Regions from separate parts of the Homo sapiens genome. Here region 2 is linked to region 1. Evidence: read pairs that join two places in POLR2A ChIA-PET (ENCODE). Cell type or tissue: PC-9. All regions are shown on one strand. Links, peaks and the distances in the headings refer to the core of each region. The heading gives the core; the rest is flanking DNA. Region 1 overlaps CSNK1A1 (casein kinase 1 alpha 1). Region 2 overlaps ARHGEF37 (Rho guanine nucleotide exchange factor 37).

What was found. ChIA-PET counts read pairs that join two places held together with the same protein. Peaks named below come from ENCODE experiments on the same cell type or tissue, not always from the same donor. Only the 100,000 strongest peaks of a DNase experiment are listed, where the experiment ranks them.
Region 2: POLR2A ChIA-PET joins it to region 1 with 20 read pairs; 5 of 35 experiments call an interaction of 5 or more read pairs at or near these places.

What each region holds. Positions count from the first base shown.
Region 1 is chr5:149,499,094-149,507,510 of GRCh38, forward strand. CSNK1A1 (casein kinase 1 alpha 1) reads right to left here. Exons shown (of 10, transcript NM_001892.6): 8 at 7,934-8,040; 9 at 6,354-6,502. Among named protein-coding and RNA genes, the nearest start is that of CSNK1A1, 48 kb to the right of the region's middle. RefSeq lists an enhancer at 1-367. In PC-9, for the core only: no CTCF peak of the experiment used is centred there; no DNase peak of the experiment used is centred there.
Region 2 is chr5:149,615,608-149,624,024 of GRCh38, forward strand. It overlaps ARHGEF37 (Rho guanine nucleotide exchange factor 37), which reads left to right. Exons shown (of 13, transcript NM_001001669.3): 5 at 960-1,159; 6 at 2,569-2,699; 7 at 3,331-3,435; 8 at 4,747-4,857; 9 at 6,126-6,455; 10 at 8,405-8,417. Among named protein-coding and RNA genes, the nearest start is that of ARHGEF37, 38 kb to the left of the region's middle. RefSeq lists a silencer at 305-505 and enhancers at 1,282-1,351, 2,222-2,351, 2,482-2,751. In PC-9, for the core only: CTCF peaks have their summits at 3,295 (motif pointing left) and 3,505; a DNase peak (open chromatin) is centred at 3,464; H3K27ac peaks cover 1,860 bases.

The DNA of each region.
Region 1 (8,417 bases), core at 379-8,378:
AAGTATGTTTAGGAAAAAACCTCAATAGGAATATTCAACAGGTATTCAACAGTCTTGCAGTACTAAGCATTCTTTTCCCCAATACGCATTGGTCTTTGGTTTTTATCTTGCAGATTAGGTGGCTCATCCAGGCTTCCAAGAGTTCAAGAACCCATCTTCACTGTAACATCAGTTAAAATGAGGAATGAATCCCTTTATTCCTTAAAAAAAAAGGGGAGGGGGAGGGGGGAGTTAAAACAGAGTTGGAGGATGTGATGATTAAGAAGTTAATAGCTTAATTAAATTTCAAATCTGCAAAAAGCAAAAAAAAGTTTATTTTTATATAACTAACAAGGATATTCTATCCCTGCCCGCCACCCAATCTGAAATCTAAAATGTATGCTCTGGCCCAGACGAGGTGGCTCACATCTATAATGCTAACACTTTGGGAGGCTGAGGCAGGAAGATCACTTAAAGCCAGGAGTTCCAAATAAACCTGGGCAACATAGTGAGACTTTGTCTATTAAAAAAATAAACAAAAGATATGCTTTTTTTTTTTTGAGATGGGGTCTTGCTGTTATGTTGCCCAGGCTGGACTTAAAACTCCTGGGCTCAGGAGATCCTACCACCTCAGCCTCCCCACAAAGTGTGTATCTGTTCTTATTCGTAAATTAATTTCAACAGTTTTCGACTTTTTAAATAGAACCAGAAACTAGTTCAAAGGGATATTTACGTAGCAGTAAGGCTTGTAAGTTTGTGATGGGCTTTTGATATTTAGGATCCCTTCAAGCTACAAGACAACTTTTTAAAAGTTATTTTGAATATATTAATTATGCTATGTCATTTATACTAACTTTTCCTATAACATGGTTGTGGGGTTTTTTTTCTTTTTTTCTTTTTTTTTTTTTTTTTTTGAGACGGAGTCTCGCTCTGTCACCCAGGCTGGAGTACAATGGCGCGATCTCCGCCCACTACAAGCTCCGTCTCCTGGGTTCACGCCATTCTCCTGCCTCAGCCTCTCAAGTAGCTGGGACTACAGGCACCCGCCACTACGCCCAGCTAATTTTTTTTTTTTTTTTTTTTGAGATGGAGTCTTGCTCTGTCGCCCAGGCTGGAGTGCAGTGGCGCGATCTTGGCTCACTGCAAGCTCCGCCTCCTGGGTTCACGCCATTCTCCTGCCTCAGCCTCCCAAGTAGCTGGGACTATAGGCGCCCGCCACCACGCCCGGCTAATTTTTTGTATTTTTAGTACAGACGGGGTTTCACCATGTTAGCCAAGATGGTCTGGATATCCTGACCTTGTGATCCGCCCGCCTCGGCCTCCCAAACTGCTGGGATTACAGGCATGAGCCACCGCGCCCGGCCCCAGCTACTTTTTTGTATTTTTAGTAAAGACAGGGTTTCACTGTGTCAGCCAGGATGGTCTCAATCTCCTGACCTCACGATCTGCCCGCCTCAGCCTCCCAAAGTGCTGGGATTACAGAAGCGAGCCACCGCACCCGGCCTTTTTTTTTCTTTTCTTTTTAAAATTATTTAAAATAGCGATGAGGTCTCCCTATGTTGTCCGGATGGTTCTCAAAATCCTGAGATCAAGTGATCTTCCCATCTAGCCTCAAAAATGCTGGGATTATAGGAGTGAGCCACAGTGCCTGGCTGCTTGTGTGGTTCTGTTTGTTGCACAGAATTAAGCTTGGAGAATTTTAAATCAGATTGGCAGTATCTAAAGTTAAAGAATAATTAAAAAAAAAAAACCTGTAATAACTCTTCCTTCCCTATAGAAACTAAAAGAGTATTTAAAGTTGGGAAAGATAAATGACAATTTTAAGTATAGGAGGTATACACTATTCCTAAACTGCATTAAAAAACAGACTGAATTGTTTTGTCTTCCTTATAACAGAATTCATTCTGCTACACATTTCTGACGTTCTGGAGTTTTAAAATACCTGTTTATAATTGATTCTTTCCCCAGCTGGTAGATGGTCTGCATTCAACACCACTGAGTCATAGCAACGCTGTATTCTTCTAGGTCTTCTAACAGTTGTGCTATCATCCAGATGATCTAACAAGTTGCAGAATTTGAAGGTCCAGCAGTCTTGGAGACATGGACTCCAGATGACCACAAACCAACTCTTGCACTTTCATCCGCATTTCCTGTTGGGTTATTTAGATCTTTCCAGCTTTACTGTCCACAGTAAAAAAAAAAGCTGACAAAAATTCAAGATTTCAGCAAGAAGATGCGGTTCCCTGGTACTTCTTAGAATTGAGTGTATTCAGAGCAGTGTGTTCAGACTGTCCAGGTATTTCAAAATCTTCCCCTGTGATGTGGGTGTGCTGCTGAGTGACCAGCACATTCCTAGCAGCAATTGGTGAACTCAGAAAAAGTCAAACTAGACATAAACGGTAGATGCAGCCCAGTAAAACTGGAAGGTAATTCAAGGAAGACTGTGGACATGGTAGGTCAATATGATAGAAAAATAATATTTGTAATCCCCTCTGAATGTCAATACTTTGAGAGCTGTCTATATTATTATGATAAAACTCTGCTTAGTAACTATGGTTAGGGTAGTAAACAGATGGGTTAAGATGATGAGAGTACAGAATAGTAGAATTATCCAAGAATCCACCTTTGGGTTCACTACCTTCTGAAATTCTCCCCCACCTCTGCCTGCCCTCAATTAAAGAAACACTGAACTTCATTAGATTTTGAATGTCCTAAAAATATTTCATTTTCCTTTACTTATTTTTAATATCTTGAAAAATACTTTTTTGATAATCACATATAGTCAAAGGGAGTGAAATAAATTTCGAAGTGTGTTGGGTGTGAATCTTATGTATTTTTCTTGGGAACATGAATAAAAACAGTAATTATAATCTTGTAGTAATTGAACATTAAAAACTAGTATAGATAATAAGTGGCATAAAGAGAAGTCTTTTGATGGATATTGGAATGGAGTATTTGAAAAGATCTAAAGAATATAAGGAAGGCAGAAGTCTGCCTATTATTTAATAGGCCCACATTAGCTAGATAAGCCAGACTTAAAGAATCTTTAAACATTCTTATTAAGTTATTAAAACAACACCATTTTTACTGAAGAAATATCAGATATATTTTTCAAAAATTACCATATAAAACATTAGTAAATGCTACCATTTTGGGGATTTTCCTACATTAGAGATTTACTTGCTTAAAATACACTTATGAAACTTAGTTCAATAATACTAAATCCTCTGAAAATTTAACTCTGTGAAGAGTAATATAAAAAGCACCTTCTAAAAATTCCTTGTTGTGACACAGGGTCTCATCTGTTGCCCAGGCTGGAGTGCAGTGGCATGATCACAGCTCTCATTGCAGCCTCAACCTCCAGGGCTCAGGTGATACTCCCACCTCAGCCTCCCAACACAGCTGGGATCACAGGCACTCACTACTGCGCCTGGCGCTTTTTTTTTTTGGGGGGGGGGGGGTTGGGGACGATGTTGGAGGGAGCTGGGACAGGGTCTTACTATGTGGCCCAGGCAAGTCTAGAACTCCTAGGGTCAAGCAATTCTCCCACCTCAGCCTCCCAAATGTGTTGGAATAACAGGCATGAGCCACTGCGCCTGTCCTAAAGTTTTTAACAAGAAAACCCCAGTAGGATGTTTTCATCATTATTAAAACGATTTATTATTGGGATCAATGAATCATTGAGCTGTATGAGTTCCTTTTTTTTTTTTTTTTGAGACAGAGTCTCACTCTGTCACCCAGGCTGGAGTGCAGCGGCACAATCTTGGCTCACTGCAACCTCCACCTCCCAGGTTCAAGCAATTCTCCTGCCTCAGCCTCCCAAATAGCTGGGACCATAGGTGCACGCCACCACACCTGGCTAATTTTTGTATTTTTTGTAGAGATGGGTTTCCACCATGTTGGCCAGACTCTCGAACTCCTGGCCTCAAGTGATCTGCTTGCCTCAGCCTCTCAAAGTGCTGGGATAACAGGCGTGAGCCACTGCACCCAGCTGAGTTATTCCTTAAATAAAGAACCACTATAGTGGACCTTAAGAGACTATGCTTTTAAATGCCCTTGTTACTTAGAGACTGGAAGCAGGAATAACATAGAGCAATTGTTTTCAAACTCCAGAATTCCTAGGAGATTTCTTAAAGGATAACTTGCTGGGCTGGGGGTAGAAGTTAGGGGAATATGTTCCTCATGCTTATTTCATGCCTAAGGCCCGAAGGCCAGCTACATTTTCATGGTTTATGAGAGTTTCATGTAAGATTTGTCTTGAGCACAAAGTTTTGTATTAAAAAAGAAAAACAGATGTTTTCAAGATGTCAAAGAGCAAAAAGAAGTCTGTGTTCTGTGAAATGGCACTTTTCAGTAGCAATACAGATGTACTGCCTTGGAAGTGTATTTCTAAAAAGCAGTCAATGACATGTGATGTGTTTTATGAAAAGCCTAATTTTTCAAGTCCATGTTTATGTGATAATTTGTATGACCATTGTCTCTAATGTCACTATAAAATTTTTAAAAGATTTTAAGTTGCTTTTACAAAAAATAGCTACAATACAAAATAAGGATTAAACAAGTTTAATTACAGTTCTTTCCCCCGCCCCAATGAAACTAACTCAGTGGATCCAACTTCTCATCTTTAAGACATGGATAGGGCAGGACACAAATTCTGCTTGTTTATTGAATAAGAGACACACAGTAAACTAACAAAGAAACTAACTTAAAATAAGGTAATTCTTTCTGAAATCTGCTGAATGCCTGAAGTAAAATGTTCTAGGTCAGAAGAGATTTCAATCTAATTTTAGTTATAGAAACTGCAACTTGTGATGATCCTATTATCCCAGCTAGCTTTCGGCAAAATTGGTTTCATTTTGTGAGAAAAAGCAAATATACTATAGGTTGTCAGGTGTAACAAGTCCTTGGGTTAGAGACTCTGTTTGGTCTTACCTAAAATGGTAGGACTGTTTTTCAGTGACATTAGCTACATAACACATTATGAACTTCTTGGCACTATGATTAGTTATACGATGATTAAAACACTCAAAAGGAGCAACTATCCCAACTGAGATGCAGAGGCAGAGCACTGTGTGAACATTAGGGTTTGCTATCCTGAGTTTACATGTCACCATCTGAAAAACCCAACGACAATAAACCTTCAACTTTGAATCCTTCCCAAATACAAAAACATGGAATAGAAGCATCTCAACTTCATTCCTAACAGATGAGCTGCTGGGATGAGGATGACATCAGTTAATAATATTTCTTGAAAAGTATCTTCAGATTAGAATCTATTTTTAAATTATAAAATAGTTTAAATACAACACTAAAAATGTGAAGCAAAGATTAATCTATAAAGGCCAAGTTCAGACTAGGGCAGTATTCAGAAATTTAAAAATTAGAAACCAAGAGCCAAATCTTACTTGCCCACTACTTCCAGAAAGTAAGCAGGTATCAGGAGGTAAGCCCCAGAAATGGGAAAAGAAAGACAAAACATGAAAATGGGAGTTAAACTGTATAGCAACAGTGTGCCCTAACAGTTCTACTCCTTACAGGCAGTAAGAGTGCCAAAGAAAAGTAGAAAGGAAATAAGACTAGCGGTTTCAATGGCATTTGCCCCAGTTACCTTCAATTTGCAAGGCCTGGCTGCAGACTTCAATTCCACATTAAACCCTGGGAGCCTGATATTTGCAACATTGTGAAAAATCAAGCCAAAAACAAAGAAATCGTTTTGAAATTAAGATCATACGTAAACTGCAAATAAAAGAATTATTTTTGTGACTAGAAAAGATGTGCTGAGCTTTGCATTTATTTGAGCATTTAAGAGAGAAAATGAGATGCTCTGCAACTGAGAAGATAGACACTTTGGGGGTAATGCCAAACTCACCTCTTGAAATTACAACATGTTCACAATTTTCCATTTTAAATGCTAAAGCATTAACATGCAAAATAAAAAATCTTAACATTGTTAGTCTGAAATAAAGTCAAAATATGGCTAACCAAATTCATTATTAGAAATCAACAAGTGTTAGGTCTAGGATTTTGGATTGATTGATTATATTATATTCCCAACACCAAATTTTTGGAAAGGGGGTTAATGAATGAGTAAAAAAGATGCAGTTGTTAAAAAAATGACCCAAAATCCCAAGAGAAATGATATAAATATACACACATATATGTATATACAAATACATATACATATATATGAACAAGGACATTTGGGTTTAAAGTTAGTAGTCAAATTTTCCAAGGACGTCTTTTTTTTTTTAACGCAGAGCCAAATTTTTATGTATTTTAAAACCACCTCCTTGATCTAACACTGTTAGAAATGAATTACCCAATTTTGTATTCAATTTTTTCCCTGTAACGTCACTTGGTTCTTGGCTACTAACCTTTCATGTTACTCTTGGTTTTGTCAGTTTGCTTGCCTGTGGGGGTTTGGGCCTGCTGACCCTGCCCACTGGAAGAGGCTGCCTGCTGTGCTGCTTTCTGCTTTAACATTGTCCAATCAAATGTGTAGTCATATTGATGGTTCAGGGTCCTGGAACACATAAAATATTTTATGTTAATCCTTTAATAACAGAGTCCAGTTATATAACCTACTAACTTTTTAAGACAGTGACAGCATTTCTTTACACAACGAATATTTCCTCAAGTGTGGCAGCTTCTAAAATATTTCTTATTATAGATGAAAAAGGCAGCATGAAAACTGAAACATGAAATCAAGCTGTCAGTTATCTAGGGGAATACTCATAAGAGGAGGTACTTCCTAAAAACAAGTAAGAGTAAATATTCAACTGGAAGTTTGGGAATAAGATGTCTGACTGGTACCTGGGGAAGACACTTTTCTGGGGTTAAAAGATTACCTGAATTCTCTCTTTTTTTTTTTGAGACCATGTTTTGCTCTTGTTGCCCAGGCTGGAGTGCAGTGGTGCAATCTCGGCTCACTGCAACCTCCGTCTCGCAGGTTCAAGCAATTCTCCTGCCTCGGCCTCCTGAGTAGCTGGGATTACAGGCGCCTGCCACCATACCCAGCTAATTTTTGTATTTGTAGCAGAGACGGGGTTTCACCATGTTGGCCAGGCTGGTCTCGAGCTCCTGGCCTCAGGTGATCCACCCCCATCGGCCTCCCAAAGTGCTAGGATTATAGGTGTGAGCCATTGCACCTGGCAGATTACTTGAATTCTTTGTTTTTCTCTTTTGAGACAGAGCCTCATTGTCACCCAGGTTGGAGTGCACTGGGGGGATCTCAGCTGACTGCAACCTCCGCTTCCCAGGTTCAAGAGATTCTCCTGCCTCAGCCTCCCGAGTCGCTGGGATTAAAGGTGAGCACCACCTCACCCGGCTAATTTTTGTATTTTTAGTAAAGATGGGGCTTCACCATGTCGGGCAGGCTGGTCTCTAACTCCTGACCTCAAGCGATCTGCCCGCCTCGGCCTCCCAAAGTGCTGGGATTACAGGCGTGAGCCACCGTACCTGGGCGGATTACCTCAATTCTTACTCTCTTCCAACTAAGAGTTTGAGCCACATGTAATCTATTCCCCCCCCTTTTTCAAGACCAGTTCTGGGTTGTGCCTAAGGAACCCTACCCTAGTTTAGGACTGCTACCACTTGATCAGACTCCATGACTATGTGATATTTTAATTGCTTTTTATTTGGTACTGTACAAAGTTGGAGAGTTCCAGAAGGCACTGACAGCCACTTATATCTAATATGAATTATAACTATTCTGGAAAAGTTACATTCTACTTTGAGTATGATTCAACTCTCTATCCACTCCAAACTAAAATCACCTATTTACACTACAAATAGAAAAATGCCAAATTAGTCCCAAATAAATCAGTTTCTGAAACCTTTTATTCATGTTAGCTAGATCTGCTTTACTTTAGTATTTATCAGAATGAATTTGTTAGGTAAATTTAACCAATTTCCCTCACAGAGTTTATAATCTTAAAATACCTTAAAAACTGACCTGAAAAGAATGCGGAATAGCTGCCTCAGATACATGTAATCTGGGGCTTCCTCAAAGCGTAGCCCACGACAATAGTTTAAGTACATCGCAAATTCTGCAGGAAACCCCTATAGGTTCAAGGGTTAAAACAAAGTTAAAAACAAACATTTCAAGATAGAAAAATAAATGCATTTAAGTATAAGCAAAAAGATATTTTTGGGCGGGATATTTTACCATTTCATAGGAAGATATGAGAGCTAAAATGATGGCTTGGTCTCCTCATAAATTTAAATAAAATTTCATGACCCTACCTACCCTATTATGTACAATATTAGTAGAAGAAATACATATGTTCTTCCCATATAGTGCTTTTCCTATACAGTACTATGTTCTTAAATAACTTACATAGCCCACTTGTTAAAACCTGTCATTTTATCAAAGTCGCGCCTCTTCGTGAACTTTTTTTTTTTTTAAAGACAGGGTCTCAATCTGTCTCCCAGGCTGG
Region 2 (8,417 bases), core at 307-8,306, 120 kb after region 1:
TTGGTCGGGTGTGGTGGCTCACACCTGTAATTCCAGCACTTTGGGAGGCCGAGGCGGGCAAATCACAAGGTCAAGAGATTGAGACCATCCTGGCCAACATGGTGAAACCCCGTCTCTACTAAAAATAAAAAAAAATCAGCTGGGCGTGGTGGTGTGCACCTGTAATCCCAGCTACTCGGGAGGCTGAGGCAGGAGAACCACTTGAACCTGGGAGGCAGAGGTTGCAGTGAGCCGAGATCGCACCACTGCACTCCAGCCTGGTGACAGAGTGAGACTCTGTCTCAAAAAACAAAACAAAACAAAAAAACACGAACATTTCTTTAAGGCAGCAGACCATTCTATTAAATAAGATATCATGTGGATACACAACACAGAGTTGAGCTGCGCTCGGGACATATCTGAGCAGAGATGTCAAGGATCTAGTTGTATGTGTCAGTCTGGAGCTCTGGAACAGAAGTTGGAAGTGGAGATCTGGGCTTGGGATGTGTTTAAAGCCATAGGACCAAATGAGGTCACTAAGAGAAAGTGGAGAGAGAGGGAGGAGAGGACACCCAGGGCACTCCGGCATTGGAGAGAGGCCAGCAGAGGAGGCTGAGAGAGCTGCTTGCAGAGTATGAGGAGAAGCAGGACAGAGGGTGTCTCTGGAGCCAAAAGAAGAAAGTGTTTCAAGAGCAAGGGTGTAGTCAGTCGTGTCTGCTGTGGAGAGGCCGAGCAAGCTGAGGGCAGAGAGCTTGAACATTGGATTTGGGACAGATGGGAAACCAAGGCCCAGAACCGTCACTGCCTGCCTAACATCTAGAACTCACAAGTTACAGATGAGGAACTGGAGGATCGCAGAGAGGGGGTGACTTGCCTGAGATCACACAGTGAGCTAAATGGTAGAGTGAGGACTACAGCCCAGGCCCCCTGGTCCTCCAGAGGGTGGGATTTACCTGCCTAATACCAGCCTTCTCCCTCAGGCCGCAAGCTGGATCTTCAGGCCTCAGTTTCTTGCTGGTAATTCCTCTGCAGAGGATCACCAGGTACCCACTGCTGCTGCAGAAAATCCTGGAGAACACAGTCCCTGATGCCAGTGCCTATCCTGTCCTTCAGAGGGCTGTCTCTGCCCTCCAGGACGTGAACACCAATATCAATGAGTACAAGATGCGCAAGGAAGTGGGTAAGGACTTGGGCATTTAAGGGGACACATTAGTAGGAATGCTTCCAGTTACAGAAAATTTATCTAAAATCTGCTTCACCAGTAAAGAGAATGTAGTGGCTTATGTAACTATAAATCCAGAGGTAATGCAAGCTTTAGGTAGGGTTCGATCAGGGTGCTGGCTCCAGTTCCCTGTAACTCCCTTGTCTCTGCTCTTTACTCTGTATCAGCTTCATCTTCAGGCTGGCTTGCCTCATAATAGTAAGTTGTGGCTGTTCCAAGACTCACAGCTGCACACCACACTTACCCGGGTAAGGCAGGGTTTTTTCCCCCTTAGCCACAAAAATTAAGTCAAAGTTTCTCTTTGATAGGACCCACCTGGGTCATGTGCTTACCTTGAACTAATCACCAAAGTTAGGGCATCATGAACTGATTGGCTTAGGTCTGGGTTATGTGCCCTTCTTTGAATTAATCACTGTTGCCAGGGGTTTGGAATTATATAAATTGGCTTGTATCAGTCAGCAATCCACCCCTTGAGCTAAAGTGAGATCAATCTCATCCAAACCACATGACTGCCACACTGTGGAGGAGAAATCAATAGTGGGGAGGTAAAGAGCTGTGCATATATCTGGGGAGCCTGCCTCTCAGGTTATTAAAACAGAAAGGTTTGGAAAACGAAACAGTGTCTCAAGTTAAGAGAAACTCAATTACATGACTGAGACAACATAAAAATGGCAATTCAGCTAATGTTTACTAAGGGCTAGCTGTGCCATGCTTTTTCCTTCATTGTCATATTTGGTCTTTGCACTAACCCTCTGAGGTTGGCCCTGTTAGCCCCATTTCACAGTCAGGTAAAATGAGAGCATGCATCACTTGCTTCCTGTCGCAGAACTGGTAAGGGACAGAGCCAGGTTTCAAACTCAGGCCTGGAGTCTTCACCACCATGCTATACTATATTTAGCAGCTTTGGATTTCCTCCCCACCTGCTTCTCCATCCTACGACAGATCAGTAGGAAGCACTGAGTCAGGACCGGGAAGCGTGGCTCCCAGCTGGCCTGGCTCAAAGTGGCTGAGGGACCCCAGGCAAATCTCTCCTCCATGGGTTCTTCTTTAGGAAGTTCATTCAGACCCTCTGTCTTAGGTGACTCTCCCAGCAATCCTGCGAGGTGGCTGGTCCCATTTTACAGATGAGGAAACTGAGGCCCCAAGGAGTGGTGACTTCCCAAAGTCAAGCAGGCAGGAAGCTCTTCAGCCAGGGCTCACACCTCAGACAGAGGACCCTATGCTTTTCCTGTGTGACTCACTAACCTCATGAATGTGACCCTGATGGAGCAGAGGGCCCAAGCAGGTGCCCAGCCGGGCATGTCCGTGACATCCACTTTCCTGAGTTGGCTTGATCACCGTGCTTCCCCTCTTCTCTGTCGTTGCAGCCTCCAAGTACACCAAGGTAGAGCAGCTGACCCTCCGGGAGCGGCTGGCCCGCATCAACACACACACCCTCTCCAAGAAGACCACCCGGCTGAGCCAGCTGCTGAAGCAGGAGGCGGGGCTGATCCCCAGGGTGAGCGTGCGCCTGGGAGGAAGAGTCACATCCAGCCACCCCCAAGGCCAGGCCCTGCACAGTGGGTAGACAGGGGACTTAGGCTCCTTTCAGAACTGAGGCAATGGAGGCTGAGAGATTGAGGTGCTGGGAAGAGGCAGAGGTGGCACCCCACTTGATTCTGAAGAGCCAGTGGAGGGGTTTCTCCAGTGTCTTGGGCCACTCTCTTTGGGGCCTATTTACACAGATAGGAGAGCTGGTCTCTGGGTTTGGGCAAAGGACCAGCCCTAAATAGCTACTTCTAGCAGCACAGGTTGGTGGAGTGCCTGCTCTGAAACCAAGCATGCTCACACAATGAAATAAGTGTTCCCACTATCCCCATGAGAAAACAGAAACTCCGAGAGGGTAAAACCCTTGTCCAGAGTCACACGGCTAGGAAGCCAATGAACTGGGGCTCATGCTTGTGTATCCGATTCCATGCTCTGAATGTAAAACCACTGAGCTACACCACCCTCTCAGCTTTGGGGTTGCGAGAACCAGCTCTGGTGGGCGAGTCTGTGGAAAGGTTGTCCCAGTGAGGACCTGGAACACTGAAGCCGGTGTACACTGCCCCCATGTGGATATTCTCAACCCTCACACACATTACTTTCAGACAGAAGACAAGGAATTTGATGATTTAGAAGAGAGGTTCCAGTGGGTGTCTCTGTGTGTGACTGAGCTGAAGAACAACGTGGCTGCTTACCTGGACAATCTGCAGGTGAGGACACTGCAGGGTTCATAAAGGGCGAGTCTGGGCTGGGTTCCCCTGGCAGGAGGCTTGCAGGGCCCAGCCTACAAGCTGGGAAAGGCACCAGCCTCAGAAACCAACCAGATGAGGTCATCCTGTCTCATCTCTTCTGGAGAATGCTGGCCAGCACTCCTCAGCCCCAGGCCATTATACTGGGGGCAGCTCCGAGCCCATTGGAGTTCCTACCACATAGGGCCAAAATTCACTGGAAGCAGAGCCCCGCAGAGCAACTCTGCCAGACCAGCACCTAGAGCAGGGGAGACAAACAGGTGCCTAAAGGGGCCAGGCAGGTAATGCTACTGAGTGAAGTGTGCAGGTAACAGGCAATCCAATGCAATAGGAGCCTAGTGTCTAACAGGCTGTTTATGAGACTTTTCAGTGAACTTAAATATAAAATAATATTTGGAATTTGAAGGGCTGAATGAATGAATACATGAATCAAATCTAAAGGAGCAGCTATTCCTCAGCTCTGGGGGGTTGTTGCTGGGTGAGAATATGGGCCCAGTTCTTCTGACTTTAAGAAAAACACACCTGGAAATTCAGGTATTTTTCAGATTTTTGATGACATCTCCTGATGCGTCAATGTGAGCAACTAATTAAATGAAGATTTAAATGCTATGGGGCATTTTTTTAATGCATTGATGTAAATAGGAAAAGTTAGAGAAAAGTATTAATAGAACATGTGGAATATGGACATGGGAAAAAACAAACGCACTGCTGGGTGCAGTGGCTTACGCCTGTAATCCCAGAATTTTGGAAGGCCGAGGCGGGAAGATCACTTGAGGTCAGGAGTTCAAGACCAGCCTGGTCAACATGGTGAAACCTTGTGTCTACTAAAAATACGAAAAACATTAGCCAGGCAAGGTGTCACACGCCTGTAGTCCCAGCTACTCAGGAGGCTGAGGCAGGAGAATTGCTTGAACCTGGGAGGCAGAGATTGCAATGAGCCAAGATCATGCCACTGCACACCAGCCTGGGTGACAGAGTGAGACTCTGTCTCAAAAAAAAAAAAAAAGAAAAAGAAAAAAACCCCACAAAGGTGGCATGTAAATGTATGAAGTTCAAGAAGCACTGGAATGAGGAGAAAGATGTTGACTCAGTCTAAGGCGGAACTTTCTAATCACTTAAGCTGTGTGAGAATAGAATCAGCTGTGTGTGTCCCTCTCATTGGGGGTGTGTAGAGAGCCTGGAAAACCTCTTCAAGGTATGGTGGAAGGGGATTCCAGCGTAAGATGGCCATGACAGGCATGATTGGATGTTTCTCCTTGGTACTGGGTCCAGGCTTTCCTCTACTTCAGGCCGCACGAATACAATCTGGACATCCCCGAGGGGCCTGCAGTGCAGTATTGCAATTTGGCAAGAGACCTTCACCTTGAGGCCTTCCTGAAATTTGTGAGTGGAACCTTTCCTTTCTCCTTTCTTTGTTAGGCAGGTGGTAGAGCTTACAAGAATAATATTTAGAAGTCAGGCACTTTGGCCAGGCGTGGTGGCTCACGCCTGTAATCCCAGCACTTTGGGAGGCCGAGGCAGGCAGATTGCCTGAGCTCAGGAGTTTGAGACCAGCCTGGGCAATACGATGAAACCCCGTCTCTACTAAAAATACAGAAAATTAGCCGGGCATGGCAGTGTGCACCTGTAGTCCCAGCTACTCAGGAGGCTGAGGCAGGAGAATTGCTTGAACCCAGGAGGCAGAGGTTGCAGTGAGCCGAGATCATGCCACCGCACTCCAGCCCGGAGACAGAGTGAGACTCCTTCTCAAAAAAAGAAGTCAGGCACTTTACACAATTGCCACATCTGTAATCTTCCTGAGTGGTCAGCAGCATAGAGATTATTATTAGTGCACTTTCCTGATAAAAATAGCCCCCACTAACATTTATTGAGCCTCACTATCTGCCAGGCTCTATGCTAAGCCCTTTATATTCCTTACATCATTTAATCCTCACCATATGGTTTTGGGGGTGGCTACTTTGAATAACCCCATTCTGCAGGTGAGAGATTGAGGCTCAGAGGGGGTCACCTCCTGGGTCATTTATACAGATGGTCAGTGATAAGCTGGGATCTGAGCCCCAAAGACTCTTGACCACCACTCTATACAAAATCTTTTCTAAGGCTGGGCAAGGTGGCTTATGCCTGTAATCCCAGCACTTTGGGAGGCCAAGGCAGGAGGATTGCTTGAGCCCAGTTGTTAGAGACCACTGTGGGCAACATAGACCCTGTCTCTACAAAAAATAATAATAATAAAATTAGCTGGGTGTGGTGGCATGTGCTAAGGTGGGAGGATCGCTTGAGCCTGACAGGTAGGCTGCGGTGAGCTGTGATTGCATTGCTGCACTGCAGCCTGGGAGACAGAGTGAGACCCTGTCTCAAAAAAAAAAACAAAAAACTTTTTCAAGGTCTTTGCATAATAATGATTCAAAGTGCTATATAAGATTGAATGCCTACTCTGTGCTAAGCACTCTGTTAAGCTCATTACATGCATCGTCCCCATTTTTCAGATGGGCAGATTGAGGCCCAGAGAAGTTAGATAACATGCTAAAGGTCCCAGCTAGTCAGTGGGAGTTAGACTGGAATCCAGGCCTGCATGCTTCCAAAGCCCCTTCTCACAGCCCCTGCCCTTTGCCACCTCCTTTCCCGACTCCCACGCTCATGTCTCCCCACAGAAGCAACGGCTAGAAGGCCTGGTGTGGCAGCCACTGTGCAGCCTGGCCAAAGCCCTGCTTGGCCCTCAGAACCTGATCAAGAAGCGTCTGGACAAGCTACTGGACTTTGAGCGGGTGGAAGAGAAGCTGCTGGAGGTGGGCAGTGTGACCTACCAGGAGGAGGCCGCCCGGCACACATACCAGGCACTCAACTCGCTGCTAGTGGCTGAGCTCCCACAGTTTAACCAGCTGGTCATGCAGTGGCTGGGCCAGATCATGTGCACATTCGTGACCCTCCAGAGGGACCTTGCAAAGCAAGTGCTGCAGAGGGCAGAGGGAAGCATGGCCCAGGTAAGGCCTCTGAGACTTGGACACCTGTGGGGAGTAGCCAGGCAAGGCCCTGCAGCCCCATCAGCCAGCTGTGTGTAGGGGCTAGGATGGAGGGAGGATGGGCCTGAAAACAGGTCATCAGGCCCTTAGGAAGAGGCAGTGGGAACCTTCCAGATCTCTCTCATGCCCAGTCTCCCTCTGTTAGTGAAGTCAGACCATGAAAGCAAGGATAGGACTGAGATTTCAGACCATTCCCAAGTCCTGCAACTCAGAAGCAGAAGAAGCTTTGCTCATACAATGGCAGATCTTGGGACTGATCTCTGGAGTGTACTAGAAGTTGATGACAGAGACAGAAGGTCGTTTCTACACAGTAAGGAGTAAATGTCTCAAGCCGGTGTTACTATTACTACTTCCAGCAGCCATCTTCTCATGAGTATTTAGGATGTACCTGTTTGGAGCACTCTCCATGCATGATCTCATTCAATCCTCACAACAACCCTACAGAGGAGGTATAATTATACTCATTTTAAAAATAAAGAAGCCAAGGCACGGAGAGGTAAAGTAGCTTGTCTAGGGCCACACGGCTAATAGCAAGCATTGAACTCTGACAGTTCAGCTCCAGGGCCTGGACTCTGAACCACAACACTCAAGAGCCTGTAAAAGGAGCTACCGGCTGAAAGCATAAATAGGTTCCACAGAGGTTTGGATAAACCTCCAAATGCAAACTTTGATTTTAGAATTTGGAAGACTGGAGTTGATACAAGAAAGAACACCCAACTGCTTCCAGATCTTGCTCTCAGATGTCAACATGAGAGCTGAATTGCTGTTGGGTCCCACCTTGGGAGCAATTTCAATACTCCTAATATCACACACTGTTTCCTGTGTGTCACAGTCTCCAGCTCAGCTTTTCCCCATCCAATTCTTTGCATGAAAACTCTACTAAGATTTGCCTTCCCCACCCCATCACCTTTCTAGCCCACAGCCCTCCCCTCCAGCACACAGCTGCTGGATGTGGCCACTCTGCACAGACACCTGCCTCAGCTTAGAATGCCCCTCTCCATTGTCCCTGAGCACTTTCAGTGTCTGGCATAGAGTAGGAGCTCCCCAAACAAGTGGCAGATGAATGAGTCTCTCCATGAAGCTCTCAGAGCTCCCCATCTCCTGAGGGGGAGAAGTCATCTCCCTATCCTCTGTACTCCAGCAGCCCTGTGGATGGAACTGTGCTTAGTACTTTTCAGAGCCTGCCTTCTGCTGCAGGAATCCATGAATGTGTTTCTCCTCAAGCATGGGGACTGGGACTGCAAGCTTTTTCTCTTTTTGGCCCTCACAGAGTTCTGTCCCAGACACTCTGCAAATTGAATTAGGCCTGAACCATCAGTAAAAGAACTGTCTCTTCCTTGAGGGCAGAAGAGTAAATCTGATGAGGTTATCTTTTCCCTCTCCTGTAGCCTAGAGGTTTTCTCTCTTGGGCTGCCCCCAACCCCTTGCATTAAATCTGGGATGTGCAGAGCTAGGGAGTGTTTGGGGATGCCAGTAGAGAGGTGGTCACGTTTATAAAAGCAGAAAGTAAGGGCGCTTCCTGATTGGTCCATCAGAGTCTGCTGGTGACAGCTGCCAGCCTGCCTTATCTGTGTCCTGTGGTCCATGCATGTGGCCTGTCCCTGTGGAGCCTGGAAAAGGCTGCAGGCAGAAACCTCAATCTCCCTGAATCCTGGTGGGAGGAAGGCTCTAGGTCAGCACTAAGAACAATGAGTTTGGTGACAAGCTGTGAATCTGGTGACAAGCTGTGGCATCTCACTCACTCCTAGGTTGTCTGACGAAAATGCAAGAGATCCTGCACAGGGTCAAGGTCTCAGGACAGAGTATCACTCAGAACTCCTTGGGTTGAAAATAATATAAACCCAAAGCAAGCCAGGGATCTCATTGTCCCCTCTTGCCCAGCTCTGTTGACAGTGTCTGTCCCCACTTAGCTGCCCCACCACC